Linked DNA regions of Homo sapiens: region 1 is linked to region 2. The links are chromatin loops, found by intact Hi-C in ENCODE. Cell type or tissue: pancreas. All regions are shown on one strand. Links, peaks and the distances in the headings refer to the core of each region. The heading gives the core; the rest is flanking DNA.

The links. Peaks named below come from ENCODE experiments on the same cell type or tissue, not always from the same donor. Only the 100,000 strongest peaks of a DNase experiment are listed, where the experiment ranks them.
Region 1: it touches region 2 in a loop (3-fold over the local background); 102 of 110 quality-filtered maps call a loop at or near these places.

Annotation. Positions count from the first base shown.
Region 1 is chr10:97,213,988-97,221,979 of GRCh38, forward strand. The region is part of intron 11 of ARHGAP19-SLIT1 (ARHGAP19-SLIT1 readthrough (NMD candidate)); the gene reads right to left. It overlaps LOC105378447 (a long non-coding RNA gene), which reads left to right and starts at 4,986. Exons shown (of 3, transcript XR_946226.3): 1 at 4,986-5,189; 2 at 5,808-5,936. In pancreas, for the core only: no CTCF peak of the experiment used is centred there; no DNase peak of the experiment used is centred there.
Region 2 is chr10:97,067,978-97,075,969 of GRCh38, forward strand. All of the region lies in intron 4 of SLIT1 (slit guidance ligand 1), which reads right to left. Among named protein-coding and RNA genes, the nearest start is that of SLIT1-AS1, 31 kb to the right of the region's middle. RefSeq lists an enhancer at 1,818-3,017 and a silencer at 4,855-5,149. In pancreas, for the core only: a CTCF peak has its summit at 5,042 (motif pointing right); DNase peaks (open chromatin) are centred at 5,064 and 5,504; H3K27me3 peaks cover 394 bases.

The DNA of each region.
Region 1 (7,992 bases), core at 1,248-6,247, 150 kb after region 2:
GAAATCACTGGCAGCCTGGGGCAGGGGCATGGGGAACTGACTGCAAAGTGGCATGAGAGAACTTTCTGGACTGACGGAAATGTACATCTTAATTGGGGTGGTGGTTACAGAGACGTATATGTTTGTCAAAACTTATCGAACTGGCCGGGCGCAATGGTTCATACCTGTAATCCCAGCACTTTGGGAGGCCACGGCGGGCAGATCACTAGAGGTCAGGAGTTCGAGACCAGCCTTGCCAATATGGTGAAATCCCCATCTCTACTAAAAATGCAAAAATTAGCTGGGCATGGTGGCGCTTGCCTGTAATCCCACCTACTTGGGAGGCTGAGGTACGAGAATCACTTGAAACCAGGAGGCGAGGAGGCTGCAGTGAGCCGAGATTGCGCCACTACACTCCAGCTTGGGCGGCAGAGTGAGACTCAGTCTCAAAAAAAAAAATGTATCAAACTATATGCTTAATAGAGTTAATTTAAAAAGAGATAGACTCAAGTCCCCCACACTGCCCCTCACTAATGCATCAACTGGGCCTAAGTCGCCATCTTTCTGAAACTGTTTCTCTAACACATGGTTTGTGGGCTAGTTCAATGATTTTCAAGCCACTTATTTAAACAAAATCTTACTCTAAACCAGGTAAAAGGGAGCTCCCTGGCTGAAGAGGATGCGGAGAATCAGGTGCTGTCCTTCTGACCCCCTTCCCCTCCTCACAGTAACCCTGGCGGCACTGCATAAACCTATCTGAAACCATTGGGATCCATTGTCTCTAAGGTCCCAAATAGCAATGACCGTCTTTGATTCTATGTCTCTGCTAAAGATTTGCTTCAGACTAAATATATCCCCTTTTCCTCCACACCAGATGGTTCTATATTCCTCCCCATGTGGAAAGAGTAGGTTTTCATGCTCCCATGGAAGAGGGAAGCAGAGACAAGAAAGAAGGCCATGTCTCTCCTCTCCATTCTCCTCTTCCTAGGTCATGTCACAAAGCACATACGGCGGGTGTTTAAGAAGGGGCTACAATATAAGACCTCTCATTAATGGCCAATTTTGGTTACATCAAAGTACTTATTAAAGCCTGGATCACTGGGTCATTAGATGTCCATTAAATCCCCATGGCTCTTCATCAGAGAGGCAGAAGGCCCTGGCCCAAGGCCTCTAACCTGAGCAGAAAGACTTAGTGGGTCTGTATGCCCAGGGCAGTAGCTCACGGGGGTGGGGTGACATTTTTAGTGTTTGTCCTGTCCTCTGACCAGCTCTCCCTGCTTCTCCTCCCCAGAGTGGACTAAGGACTAACTAAAGGAAAAAAGATGTGGCCAAGGTTCTGGTGGAGTAGGTTGTTGGGGAGAAAGGACAGCATAGGATTAGAGGCCCAGAGGTTCTGGGACAATCACTATATAACATGGGCCACATGTGTAATTTTATATTTTCTAGTTAGCCACATTAAAAAGGTTAAAAGAAACAGGTAGAATTCATTTTAATGATACATTTTATTAACCCAACATATTCAAAATCTCATTTCAACATGTCATCAGTGTAAAAAATTATCGAGATATTTTTATATTCCTTTTTTCTTCCTACATCTTTGAATTCTGTTATTTCGCACAGCACATCTCAGTTCAGATGGGCCACGTTTCCAGTGCTTAATATGCACCTGTGGCCAGAGACGAACGCATTAGGCAGGGCATGCAGAAGAGCAGAGAAATGAGGACAGACCCTCCCTAAGCAGTTCCTGCAGGGCGTGGGGAGTGTTGGCGGAGGTAAGTGAGTGGATGCCCTCCTGCGTCCGAATGCCATTTATCCTCTTCCCGGAAGGCGCGCTTCTTGCTGTCCTCTGGGAGCCACCACTGAGAGGCTCTGGGAGTGTCCTGTGCAGATCAGCAAGCAGTCAGGAGCCGAGCAGCCCAGCGCCATGCAGAGGATGCCAGCTGGGCTCCTGGGCCAAATGCAGGCTGCAGAGGGGTCGGGTTTGGCTTCCATGGCGTTCTTAAATATCTTGAAGCACTTGTGGTTCTCATTACCTTACATGACCTTCCTGGCTCCTATAGATATTGGGTTTTGTAACCCCTGCCTAACACCATAGTCCTGGGAGTCCAGCAGCCCTGGATGTTAGGTTGGCCACTTTGTCAGCTACGTTTCTTTGTAACTGACAACATAAGTTATCAAACTATTCATATGTGTCTTCTATACAATTGGAGATAACAGTACCTGATATGGTTTGGCTTTGTGTCCCACCCAAATCTTATGTCGAATTGTAATCCCCACAGGTCAGGGGCAGGACACGGTGGGAGGTGATTGGATCTTGGGAGTGGTTTCCCCCATGCTGTTCTCCTGATAGTGAGAGAGTTCTCACAAGATCTGATCTTTTTTTTTTTTTTTTTTTTTGAGATAGAGTCTCACCCTGTTGCCCAGGCTGGGGTGCAGCGGCGTGATCTTAGCTCACTGCAACCTCCACCTCCCAAGCTCAAGTGATTCTCGTGCCTCAGCCTCCAGAGTAGCTGGGATTACAGGCATGTGCCACCACGCCTGAATAATTTTTGTATTTTTAGTAGAGACAGAGTTTCACCATGTTGGCCCAGCTGGTCTCAAACTCTGGCCACACATGATCCGCCCACCTTAGCCTCCCAGAGTGCTGGGATTATAGGCATAAGCCACTGCACCCAGCCAAGATCTGATGGTTTAAAAGTGTGTGGCAGTCCCCTGGCCCCCTTCTGCTGCCATGTAAGACATGCCTTGCTTCCCCTTCGCCTTCCACCATAATTGTGTTTCCTGAGGCCTTCCCAGCCATGCAGAACTGAGATTCAATTAAACCTCCTTTCCTTATAAATTACCCAGTCTCAGGTGGTTCTTGATAGCAGTGTGAAAACAGACAAATACAATACCTCACAGAGATGTATGAGTTTAATGAAACAATGAATTAATTGGCTAGCACAGAGCTCAGTAGATAGTAAGTACTCAATAAATTAGTTTTTCATTCACAAGAAATTTGAACTCCTTAGAGGCCCTGCTGGAAAAAGGGAAGTACGTGGGCAGAAGGGGCTCCCATCAGCGATCCCCACTTCTGAACATGAGTGCTGAGGAATGGCTTCTGGGCTCACAATTTTCATTAATTTTTTAGTGTCAAGAAATGTCTTTTCATTCAGGCTGGACACACAATAGACTCTAGGATGTTAACAACTTCAAATGGGGTGAAAAGCTATACTGGTTTTTGAGAACTTTCTTAGGTTATTTGCCACATGTACACATGTACACACTCCACAGGGATTTACAATTTATAAAGCTCTTTTTAATACATGATCTTGTCTGGATTTCAGAGTACATTATATGGAGAAGTAGAGTGGTTGTCAATATCTGTATTTTACAGATACGTTGAAACTTAGCAAGATTATGTAATAGGTCGGTGCAAAAGTAATTGTGGCTTTTGCCATTAAAATGCCACATACTTTTGCACCAACCTAATACTTACAGTTCTCATACATTCACATGTAGACAGAGTAACTGAATCCAGACTCCACGGCTGTGGTTCCTGGTGTGGTTTCCTTCCTCTGGCACCAACCATCAAACCCATTTTCACCATCCACTGTGAATGTCATGTGGGTCTGAACTATTATGTTCAGCCCTTCAAGTGAACCAGTGGAACTTAGTTGAATGAGACCACAGCCTCTTATTTCTAGAAGCTTCTACTGTGAGACTAAGAAATGTGATTATGTAGAGAATGACTAGTAAATAATTCTTAGTTTTTTTTTAATTGAGCTGAGAGCAAATAAAACACAAATGAGTTTTTTTTAATGGAACTGATGTTTGCTTTTAGGTTGAAACTTCCTAGCTCATCAAATACAACACAATCCCAATGGGAGAGATTGAGGTTGGATATATCTTCCAAAGAATGCCACTTTCTAAAAAGGATAGTGTTTCCACTGCAACAGTTTCAGTTCCCTGGATAGAATCTTCTGCTCATGTAAGGATCTCCCTTAACACAGCTATAAAAATAAACAGAATATTGCTGGGCATGGTGGTGTGTGCCTGTAGTCCCAGCTACTCAGGGGACTAAGGGAGGATCACTTGAGCCCAGAAGTGGCTATTCACGGGTGTGATCACAGAACCTGAACTAGCCACCGAATAACCACTGAACTCCTGTCTCCAGCCTGGGTAACATATTGAGATCCCCATCTCTAAAAAAAAAAGAATGAAAGGAGGGAAGGAAGGAAATGAGTAATATTTAACTGCATCAGAGGAATAACCTCTGCTTCTCTCATGCTTAGTATGCTAACTTGCTTTTCTTGGTTCTCAAATGATGCAATCTGACAGAGCTGCAGCTTCCTGGTTGAGGGTTATTTTTTCATGCCTATATTTAAGATGCTTAATTTTGTGATTCATTCTTTATAATTAGATATAATGTTTAGAATATATCCATGTATATCATATTCACATTTTTCCTTTGAGGGCTTTAATTTTCCCCTCTGAGCTGATCTCAACTGCAACCTTTTTTTTTTTTTTTTTTTTTAAGACAAGGTCTCACTCTGTCAGCCAGGCTGGAGTGCAGTGGCATGATCTTGGCTCACTGCAGCCTCCACCTGCTGGGCCCAAGTGACCCTTCCACCTCAGCCTCCTGGGTAGCTAGCACCACAGGCACACACCACCACGCCCAGCTATTGTGTGTGTGTGTGTGTGTGTGTGTGTGTGTGTATTTTTAGTAGAGACAGGGCTTCACCTTGTTGCCCAGGTTGGTCTCGAACTCCTGAGCTCAAGTGATCTGCCTGCCTCAGCCTCCCAAAGTGCTGGGTTTACAGGTGTGAGCCATGGTGCCTAGCCTCAACTGCAACCTTAAATTTGCAATTGCCATGAGTCAAGAGAGCCCCAGCTGTGTCCATGTGGAAAACTGACATTTCCCCCAAGGTCGGTGTGTGTGTGTATATATGTGTGTGTGTGTGTGTGTGTGTGTGTGTGTGTGTGTGTGTGTGTGTATATATATATATATATATATATATATATATATATATATATATGCATGCCCTGGACCATGTACAGTTGAAAAACATGGGTTTGAACTCCACAGGTCCACTTACAAGCAGATTTTCTTCCATCTCTGCCACTCCTGAGATAGCAAGACCAACCCCTCCTCTTCCTCCTCAACCTACTCAATGTGAAGATGATGAGGATGAAGGCCTTTATGATGATCCACTTCCACTTAATGAATAGTAAATTTATTTTTCCCTTCCTTAGGATTTTCTTAACACTTTCTTTTCTCTAACTTACTTTATTATAAGAATACTATATGAAATACATGTAACATACAAAGCATGTGTTAATTGACTTTATGTTATCCATAGGGCTATTAGTAGTTAAGTTTTGGGGAAGCCAAAAGTTATATGTGGATTTTTCGACTGTATGGGGGTTGGTGCCTCTAACCCCAGCACTGTTCGAGGGTCAACTGTGTACCTTGTTAGTTTGAATTACAGCTCTTTTCTAGCCCACTGGCCCCACTTTTTTGGTTTCTTTGCCCCTTGGGCTCATGATTTTTAGACAGCCTGTTTCTTTTCTCTTTTGCCCACAGATATGGTTCAATTGAAATAAGCACTCCTCAATACTAAGGCATTGAAAATAAAAACAACCTATTTCTGAGAATAAAAGAGGAGAGCTAGCATGACACCAGTGGCCCCAGCTACTCACCCTAATCCCGATTCTAGGATAGAACACTCAGGTTCTGGGCACTGGATGCTGATGATAAAGGATTAGATATTAATGATCAATTTGAACCAAGACTTGGTCATTGCTCAACTTCAATTTTTCTTCCTTTTTTTTTTTTTTTTTTATAGTGAAAATCAAGAGGCTGGGCCTTGAAGCATCTCAGCAAGCATGACGTCCTCTACACCATACCCTCTGGCCTGGGGTTCAGCAGTCTTCACCATTCCCATTCCCTGAACCCCTCAAAATCAGGAATACAGGTAGGAACAAAAAGTGGGCAGCCCACATAGCAGGCAAAGCTAATGGAACTAGCCTGCCAGGAACGGGGACTGAGAGGAAAACTCTTTACACGTTTCTGTTTTTCTATCTTTCCTTTTCACGTTTTTTGTTTTGTTTTGTTTTTGTTTTTTTTGAGACAGAGTCTTTACCCAGGCTGGAGTGCAGTGGCGCGATCTCAGCTCACTGCAACCTCCGCCTCCTGGGTTCAAGTGACTCTCCTGCCTCAGCCTCCCAAGTAGCTGGGATTACAGGTGTATGCCACCACACCCGTCTAATTTTTGTATTTTTAGTAGAAATGGGGTTTCACCATGTTGGTCAGGCTGGTCTCGAACTCCTGACCTCAGATGACCCACCTGCCTCAGCCTCCCAAAGTGCTGGGATTACAGTTGTGAGCCACTGTGCCCGGCCCCTTTCCACTATTTAATGCATGTCTACCTCTTCAGTCCTTTCTACAATTCAGTGATTAATGATTATGTGCTCAGTACCGTACTCAGCATTTTGGTCCTCTTCCTGTTTTTCAAAATGTCCCTCTTGCCCCCGCCACTCCCTTTTCTTGGCATCACCCAGTTTCCCACATGTAACTTTAAGAGTCTCTCCATGCTTCATTTTGAAGGACCTGGTTCCTTTCTTCACAGTGAGTAATACAAGCTGGCCCTTGGGGGCTGGGGAGAGAGGGACAAGTAGTTCTGAATAGCGCCTCAGAAGCTAACATGGCAAAAGAGGAGTGTGTGGGTAGGTAACAGAGTAAAGACAACTGTAGAGTGTTTATTTCTATTCAGGATTTAAACAACATCTTTGTCATCAAAGTAGCTATGTCAGCATCAATAACCTGCTGATTATAAAATTTACCCTTGGCAGAGAGAAAGAGAATTAACCTTTAATGAATAATTGCCATCTGCCAGCACTGTGTAAAGCTAGTGATTCTCAGTATTTTAATCGTCAAGGATTCCTCTGAGATTCTCGTAGAAGCTATGAAATCTCTCCCCTAGAAAAATGCAAATGTACATAAAATTTTACATAGAATTACAGGGGCAAACTATTGTCCTGAAGCATAACCACAGACCTTAGATTAAAATCCTCCATGCGAAGTCCTTGTTATTGAGATGTATACCGTTCTCCCCACCTTACAGATGAGGGGACAGGAGATTCAGGGACTTACCCAAAGTCACATACCTAATAAATTGCAGCCATAGGCTGGGCACAGTGGCTCACGCCTGTAATCCCAGCACTTTGGGAGGCTGAGGCGGGCATATCACTTGAGTACAGGAGTTCAAGACCAGCCTGGCCAAGATGGTGAAACCCCGTCTCTACAAAAAATACAAAAATTAGCTGGGTGTGGTGGCACACAGCTGTAGCCCTAGCCACTTGGGAGGCTGAGGTGGGAGGATCACCGGAGACTGGGAGGTGGAGGCTGCAGTGAGCCAAGATCGCACCACTACACTCTAGCCTGGGTGACAGAGTAAGATGCTGTCTCGAAAAAAAAAAAAAAATAGCTGCTATAGACTAAATGTTTGTATTCCCACAAATTAACTTTGAAACCTAATCTCCAATGTGATGATATTAGGAGGTAGGGTCTTTGGTAGGAGGGGTCTTTGGGAGTGTCTTTGGCAGGGCCCCCATGAATAGGATTAGTGCTCCTCTAAAAGAGGCCCCAGAGAGATCCCTTGTCCCTTCCACCATGTGAGGTTACAGTGAAGACGGCTGTCTGTGAACCAGGGAGTGCACCCTCAGCAGACACCCAATCTGCTGGCACCATGCTCTTGGACTCCCCAGACTGCAGAACTGTAAGAAGCACATTTTTGATGTTGAGAAGCCACCTAGTCTATGGTGTTCTGTTAAAGCAGCCCAAGCCCACCAAGACAGCAGCAGGAACATTTCAACATGAGCTGTCTAAACACACCTTCCTGCCTCAGATGAAAACTTCATCTAGGTTTTCCTGTTATTGTAACCATCACTCCTTGTTTTTAAATGAAGAAATAAAAATTATGTGAGAAACTGAAATCTATGTGAAGCATTCTAGACTCAGCCATGGGAAAT
Region 2 (7,992 bases), core at 1,927-6,926:
CCCAACGGTGTGCACAGAGCCCTGAGTCAGAAAGGTAGGAGGCAGGTGGGCTCCTACTGCCTACTAGAACTGTGAGAAGGCACTGGACCAGCTGCTGCTGCACCCCAGCACCTAGGACAGTGCCTGGCCCACATCAGCCACTCGCCAAGCATTTGTTGAATGAATGAATGAATGAATGAATGATGGAACTGGAGAGATGCACCCTGTCCTGGAGGGAGCTCAGTCCCCAGCTACCTCCCCTTCTCTGGGCTGGGGACTTGCAGCTGGAGGGAGGAGCCTGGGGTTCGAGGCCTGGCCCTCCCCCTCCTGGCCATACATCTGCAAGGCACCCTTCCCCTCCCGAGCCCAGTTTCCTCATGTACAAAATGGGAAAAATGAAAGCCTGGCAAAGCAATTGCCTTCCCGTCCCCACAGAGTGGGCACCAACATCTATGTGCTCCCTCCCCCAAACCCAGCCCCTCTGTCCTGTCCCCTCACAGCCTTTAGAAAAGCAGCCAGGCACCCGTGTCTGAAGGGGCCTTGGCACCATCAGTGCCCCTCGTTCTTGCTCTCTATTGCTCTCTCTCTCCTGGATGTAGGCCCCATCTCCTGGAGGGGAGATGGTTCAAGCCTGCAGCACAGACACAGCTGTCCCTCCTCCAGAGCCGTCCCACCTGCTATCCCTGAGGCATCTCCCCTTCTTGTGGGGGAAGCTTCCTCCTCCCGCACTCGCCCGGCCCCACCTTCCCTTCCTGCTCTCCCCATGGCATCTTTCATCTTCGATCTTGGTTACTTGTGCCATATCGCCAGCTCCCCAGTGTAGTCTGTCAGTATTCCTGGAGACATTCCCCAGATTCCGCCCATTTAGGCTACTCCCCAGAGGGCCCCCAGTGGCCTACTCCCCGATGCCTGTCTTTATGCAGCAACTCCCCCAGCCCCATATGTCTTGAGAGGCTCATTTCAGTCTTTGCCTGCCTAATCCTTGTTATCATCTCTTCCTTGCCTAGAGAGTTCCTTGGCTGCCACATCCTCTTCTTAGTGTCTCTGCTTCATATAAGAAATTGCTACCCTGGTGGTGCCTGCCCTAATGGCTTGATGGTTCTCCTGGTCTGTGGACTTGTGGACTTGTTCTCTCCATCTTCCTAAGTGGGATGCTGCCACTGGGCAGAGTGGGCTGGCAGGGAAATTACTGGATTTAGAGCAGGGCTGTACAGGCCACACAGGTAAACAACAGACTGCCCACACTGGAGCTCATGGTCATGCGAGTTCCTCAGTAACCAGGAGCCCAGGCTGACATGGGAGCCCAACATGAAACCAAACTCACCTTGATGGAGTGCCCACAGGCACCAGTGACCGGGCTGGGCTTGTGGATGCAGAGCTAACCACAGGTGCATGGTCCACCCTAGAGCACTCATGCCCAGAAGAGGGCACAGATGGGAAACCAGTGAGTGGACCTTCAATCCTTCACCCCAGAAATGTGTACTGAAAGCTGATGGTCTGCTGGGGACCCCCAAAGACTTGCTTTCATGGGGTGTACATGCCAGCTTTCAACAATGGCTGGAGGAGCAGTACTGCCAAAGAGATGGGAGAGTGCAGAGAAGTGAGTGAACAAGTCCGCTGGAGGGAGGAGAGGTGATCTCTGACCGGATCTTAAAGAGTTGATGTGTCCCAGACAGAAATGGAAAATGAGGAAAGGGTGTTCTAAGCAGCGGTAACAGCATGTGCAGAAACCCAGAGACAGGAAGGAACAAGGCAGGCTGGGGGAATCTCATGTGGTTTCGTATGACTGGTGTGTGTACGTGGGAGGTTGTGGTAGTTAAAAGACATCCACAAATTCTTTGACATTCCTCCCTTCAAAAGACAGAGGCTCATTCTCTTCCTCCTGAATGTGGGCAGGACTCAGTAACTTACTTCTGAAGAACCACATATGATGGAAACGGTAATGGATAACCTCCGAGACTAGATCATAAAAGACACTGTAGCTCCCTCCTTGTTCCTTCTGGGTTTGCCCTCTCTGGGAGAACCCAACCCAGGTCATAAGGACACTCAAGCAGCTCTCTGGGGAGGCCCACATGGAGAGGAACCGAGGCCTCTCGCCAACAGCAGGCACAGGCTTGCCAGCCTGTGAGCCAGCCATCAAGGAAGTGCATTCTCCAGCCCCAGCCAAGCCTTCAGATGACACAACCCCCCAACATTGTGATGCAATCTCATGAAAAACCCCAAGCCAGAACCACCCAGCCACCTACAGAGACTGTGAGATGTTTATTGTTTGTTCTTGAAAGCCGCAGTGTTTTGAAGTCATTGGTTACGCACAATTGATGACTCATCCAGCGTTGCTTTGAGGCATGACCCTAAGGAAGGGAGGGGCATGCTTAGGCTCCAGGTTAATGGGCTGAAATCATGTTAGAGACTTGGCTACATCACTTCTTTTTGGGGGCCTCAGTTTCCTCATTTGTCCAATTCATAGGCTGGAGCAGAAGATTTCTAAGCTCTTCACCAGTGCAGACCCAACCACATGCCTGCAAGACACATTGCTATGGTCTGAATTATCGTTTCCTCTCAAAAAAGGCATAGGTTGAAACCTAATCTCCAATGTGATGGTATTAGGAGGTGAGGACTTTGGGAGGTGATAGGTCATGTGAGCTCCATCCTTATAATAGGATTAGTGCCCTTATGAAAGAGACCGCAGAGAGCTGCCTTGCCCCTTCCTCCGTGTGAGGACACAGCTAGAAGGCACTGTCTATGAAGCCGGAAGCAGCCTTCACCACACGCCAAATCTGCCAATACCTTGATCTTGGACTTCCCACCTCTAGAACTGTGAGAAATAAATTTCTGCTGTTTATAAGCCACTTGGTCTACGGCATTTTGTTTTTGTTTTTTTAGAGACAAGGTCTTGCTGTCACCCAGGCCAGACTGCAGTGGCACAATCATAGCACACTGTCACCTTGAACTCCTGGGCTCAAGCGATCCTCCCCACCTCAGCCTTCTGAGTAGCTGGGACTACAGATGCGCTGGGACTACAGATGCTCTACGGGTGGAGACAGGGTCTCATTTTGTTGCTCAGGCTGGTCTCAAACTCCTGGCCTCAAGTGATTCACCCACCTCAGCCTCCCAATACAATATTTTGTTATAGCAGCTGGAACAGACTAAGACACACATCAAGTGAGGTGGTTGCTTCTTTAGAGGATTTGGGGTCCCAGAAAGGAGGTGAGGAAAGTTGCTGGCCATACACCTACTGAAAGACGGGGTCTGGGGAGAAGACAGACACAGCCTGCCACCTTTGCTGACCCACAGGGACTCAGGGAGATGAGAGCATGTGCATTAAGAGCCAGATGGAGGCAGGAAGGAGTGGTGGCCTGAGGACGTCCACAGAGTCAGGAAGGCGGGACCTCCAGTGGGACCCTCATCTCAGCCCAGCCGACCACTCACCCTTTGGCCAAGCCTGGGAAGGAACGCTGGGCCGGCACTCACATCCATTCATTATTCCATTTAATCCTCACCACAACCCTGCAAGGAAGGTTTTTTTATTCGTATTGATTTGCTTATCGATTTAGACCCAACCTTGTTCTAGAAAGCCTTTAAGGTGGCTTATAGGGATTTTCAAAACAGCAAGAGAGCAAGAGTGAAAAATGAGGCACAGAGAAGAGGAGGAATCAATGGCGGGTACTAAGAATGCATGCACCATGTGACCACATGCCAGGCTGGGCTGAGCGGGGCTCTGAGCTTTCTCACTGAAAGCCAGCGTGAAAGGAGAGCCAGTCAGCTCACAGCGCCCACGGGACACGTATAAGTCTAAAAGGATCAGCTTCTCAGGAGTACAGCTGGTGTGGCACTCAGATGAGGCAAGAATTTTCCCAGGGGTGTTTATTAAAAATGACAGTGTAGCCTAATCAATAACACTAGATCCTTATAATTAATGGGGTTTGAGTGTCTGTTTCTTATAATAGCATCAAAGTACAATTCAGCAAATGCATTTCTATAAGGACTCACACCAGGAACTAAGTAGGGAAGAGGAAGAAGGCAGAGGCAGACTCCAGGTAGGCCCAGTCTATGCAAAGACGCTGGGGCATGAGAGAGCCTGGTATGACTGGGGAGGAGCAGAGGCTCTGGGAAGCAAGTGTCAGCTGGGAGAAGCCTCACACAGGCCGGGGAGAGTGATGGGATAGAACAGAGAGGGCTGTGATATGACCATCTTTTTAATTATTTTGTTTATTTATTTAGAGACAGCATCTCACTCTGTCACTCAGGCTGGAGTGCAGTCACTCAATCACAGCTCACTGCACTGTTGAAATCCTGGGCTCAGGTGATTTTCCTCTCTCAGCTTCCTGAGTAGCTGGGACTACAGGCGCATGCTACCATGCCTGGCTAATTTTTTAAAAAATATTTTTGTAGAGACAGGGTCTCACTATGTTGTCCAGGCTGGTCTCAAACTCCTGGGTTCAAGTGATCCTCCCTCCTCAGCCTCCCAAGTAGCTGGGACTAAAGGCACGGGCACTGTGCCCAGCTCTGACCATCTTTCAGGCTTTGTTCTGGGGCACCAAAGCTTAAAGAGGAAAGACACAGCCCCCAGGCAGGCAGGCAGCAGGTGATGCCAACGGCCATCAAGAGATAAGAGATGGCCCAAAGCTGGGTGTGGAACTGTCCCACCCTGGCCAGTCAGCCCACAGCCGGAACCAGCCCTCATCGTTTAAATGAAGACAGGAAAGTGAATTTGGGGCCCCAGGAGAGGCCAGAGGAAAACAGGTGAACCTTGGAAGCCTCAGGAAAATGCAGCCTGATGGCAGCAAAGCGGGTGGTAGAAGGAGCCTGCACCTGTAGAGAGAAGGACCAGGTTCAACTCCTGCTTCTGCTATTGACCAACCATGGACCTCGAGAAGTTCTGCACCTGAGAGCTTCAGGTGTCCTATTTGTAAAATAACTACCACGTGGGACTTTGGAGAAGATTGTGAATTGATGTACTTAAGCTTCTGAATCACAACCTCCATTTAGCAGCATTCAAGAAATGCGGGCTGTTGTCCCTGCCCGAAGCACAGCCTAAGCAACCCTAAGGCTCTGTTGTTTCAAGCTTTCCCACGAGGGGGCGCCAGAAGCCTTCCCTGGACCTGGATGCCTCAACCACATCGCAAACTAGCAGAACAAAGCTATTCTCTTTTTTTTTCTTTTTGCTCCAACTGACTTCCTACCTTGCCAATACTTGTCTCATCTTTCCCAAATCCCTTTGAAATAAAGTTTATCATGTCTTCTGCCCCTGGTCTGTGTGGAAACCCCCCAAAAGCACCACCTAAGCCTTTCCCCATCAGTTTTCCGGGAGCTCTGGGCCACCTTCATCTTCCTCAGACCCAGTCATTGCTGCCCGTCCTCCTCCCACGCGGCCTTGTCAAACGCCCTGAAGTGAGGAGATGGCCAGGATGTGTCTGGGCAGAATGAGACACCCTGAGAACTGCCGTCCTGGAAGCGGGCGGGATCTGCGACTGGAAGGACAAACAGCCAAGCCCAGGGCAGCCAGGGCCTGTCCCAGCCCGGGGAAGCGGAGCCAGACAGGGGTTCAGAAGGAGGGCAGGGGCAGGACAGTGACGAGGGCACCATGACAGATCCCCAGAGTCAGACCCAGGACAGCGCTGGGGAGATACAGGGCTGGGGCAGAAGCTGAAGGGCGGGACAAGGTCCCAGACTTCTGACAAGCACCTGGGGGATGCGGGGATGCTGGTCCAGGGAGCACTCACGGAGAGGCCAGGGTGCTGAGGACAAAGCCCACAGCTGGGTGTCACAGGGGAGACTTGGCTCCACTCACTTAAATCGTGTGGTCTCGGGCAAGTCATGTAACCTCTCTGGCCCCAGTTTTCTCATCTGCAACATGGGGATGGAAAGCGGCACTTATGTTGCAGGATCTGATGGGAGAGGTGCCGCTGCCTACTCCCTCACCTCTGCTGACATTCCTCCAGTTTCCCAGACCCCTCCTGACATCCACAGGACCTGTGTACTTGCTGTGGCTTCTGCCTGGGATACTCTTCCCTCACCTTCACCCAGGAAACGCTATTTATCCTTCACACCTCAGTCTACAAACACCTCCCCTGAGCCTGAGTCAGCTGCTCTATCTGCAACAGGCTCCTAGCACCCCCACTTTTACTTTTCGGCACAACCCAGGCTTGTAATAAAATACAGGTGCACCGAATGTGATGAAGTACTGACTCTGGTGAACGTCCATCTCCCTCTCCAGACCATAACCTCCCAGCAGACACTCTCCTTCACTTTCCCTTATATCCTGGCACATTGCAGAGACTTAGTAATTTTTAGCTGAATGAACTAAAATGGATCCTTACATGAGTCCTCTGCTCTAATCCCTCTCCGTTTTCCCGGCCAAAACAAGTAGTTAGGACTGGCCAAGGGAGAGGCAGGAGCTCAGGGCCAGACAGGCTGGCTGTGCATGGCGAGAGACCACAGCTCCCCACCTATGCTGCGGCCACTTGTACCTGCTCTGCCTAACCAGGCTGCAGACCCAGTGAGATGCAGGCTCAGAAGGGGAAGGCAGGCACGAGCAAGCACTTGTTATTGTGGATGATGTAACAATCGCACCTCTTCCCTTCACACATCCTTCAGGATATTAACAACCAACACCCTCAAGTGGTTCCAAGTTCACACCAGCTCAAGGCAAGGGCCCTGCAGACAAAGCATGAACCCCATTGCCAAGATCAAGCACCCCAGGAGGCAAGCTCCACCAAGAGCAGCCCCCACTTGGCCTGGAAGCATCGGGCAACCCCAGTCGGCCGCCCGCCCCTGAAGACAAGGGGGCCGCCAGGCCCACACCCTGACTTGGCACCATCCCCAGGCACCCTGCTCTGGCTGCCCCTCCTTCTGCACACTCTGCCAATCCCCCCATCCTCTCCCAGGGCTGGAGGAGGCAGGGGTTGGGGAAGCTGAGGTCAAGACCCCATGTTCTGGCTGCTAATCTGCCTTCACGCTCTAACCTGATTGGTCCCTGCTGGCAGACCAGCCTCTAAGGGGATTAGCAGTGGGGGCAGGGGTGGGAGTACACAGAGGGCTGCTGGGCACCTGCCAAGGCTGGACTGGGCTCTGGGTTCTTGCTGCCCACTCGGGCGCCACTGCAGGGCACAGGCCTTACTTTGTCTGCCTTTCATGCCACATGGAAGCTCTGGGCAGCCTGGCCTGTCCCCTCGGCCCCCTGCAGCCCGAGTGGTTACCTTGAACCAGGGCACCCCAAGGGTACCAGGGCACCTCATCTGGGGGCTTAGATCCTTGTCAGAAGATGGTTGGATTAAGGACTCAGGCTCTGGCCTCATGCACATCTTCTAACCCCCAAGCCTCAGTCTTCTCATGGTAAAATGGGAATAATTATCATATGGCTTAACCACAGCTGAGTGTGGGGCCTCAGCCAGGACTGGCAGAGTTGGCTGCCATTGCCCACACTTTAATAATTGCCTTTTGGGCTCTGTAGGGAGGAGGAGGGAGGGTCAGGGCCTGGGAGTCAGGAGGCTGAGGCTCAAGGCCGCCAACCCACTCCATGACCTCTGGCAGGACCACAGTTAGTTCCCAACATCTGCAACAATACTGACCTCCCAGGGATGCTGGGAGGATGGGATTACATGCTGTGTGTGTCACACACTCAGCGTGCCCACTGGTAGCTGGTGCCAGCACGGGGCAGCCTCACACGACTGTTATCAATAAGTGGCTGCCCGGGATTCCACTGCAGATAACTCAGCAAGTGAGTCCCTGGCACCTGGTGGATTGGCAGCATCGTCATCCCCGGGAAGTTTGATAGAAAAGCAGATTTTCTGGGTCCCACCTCCTGAGTCAGGATCCCTCAGTGTCTCAGGTGCACACTGAAGTCTGAGAAGTGCTGCCTCCAGCAGAGGAAAGGTGTAAAATGTTTTAATGTCCCCAGCTGGAGCCAAAGCAAACCAGATTATAACCTCTGTACTGGTTAGCATTTCAAAGCAAGGGTTGGAGGTGCCAACTCCTATTCTTTGGGGGCTGAGGTGGGGAGACTTAGACACA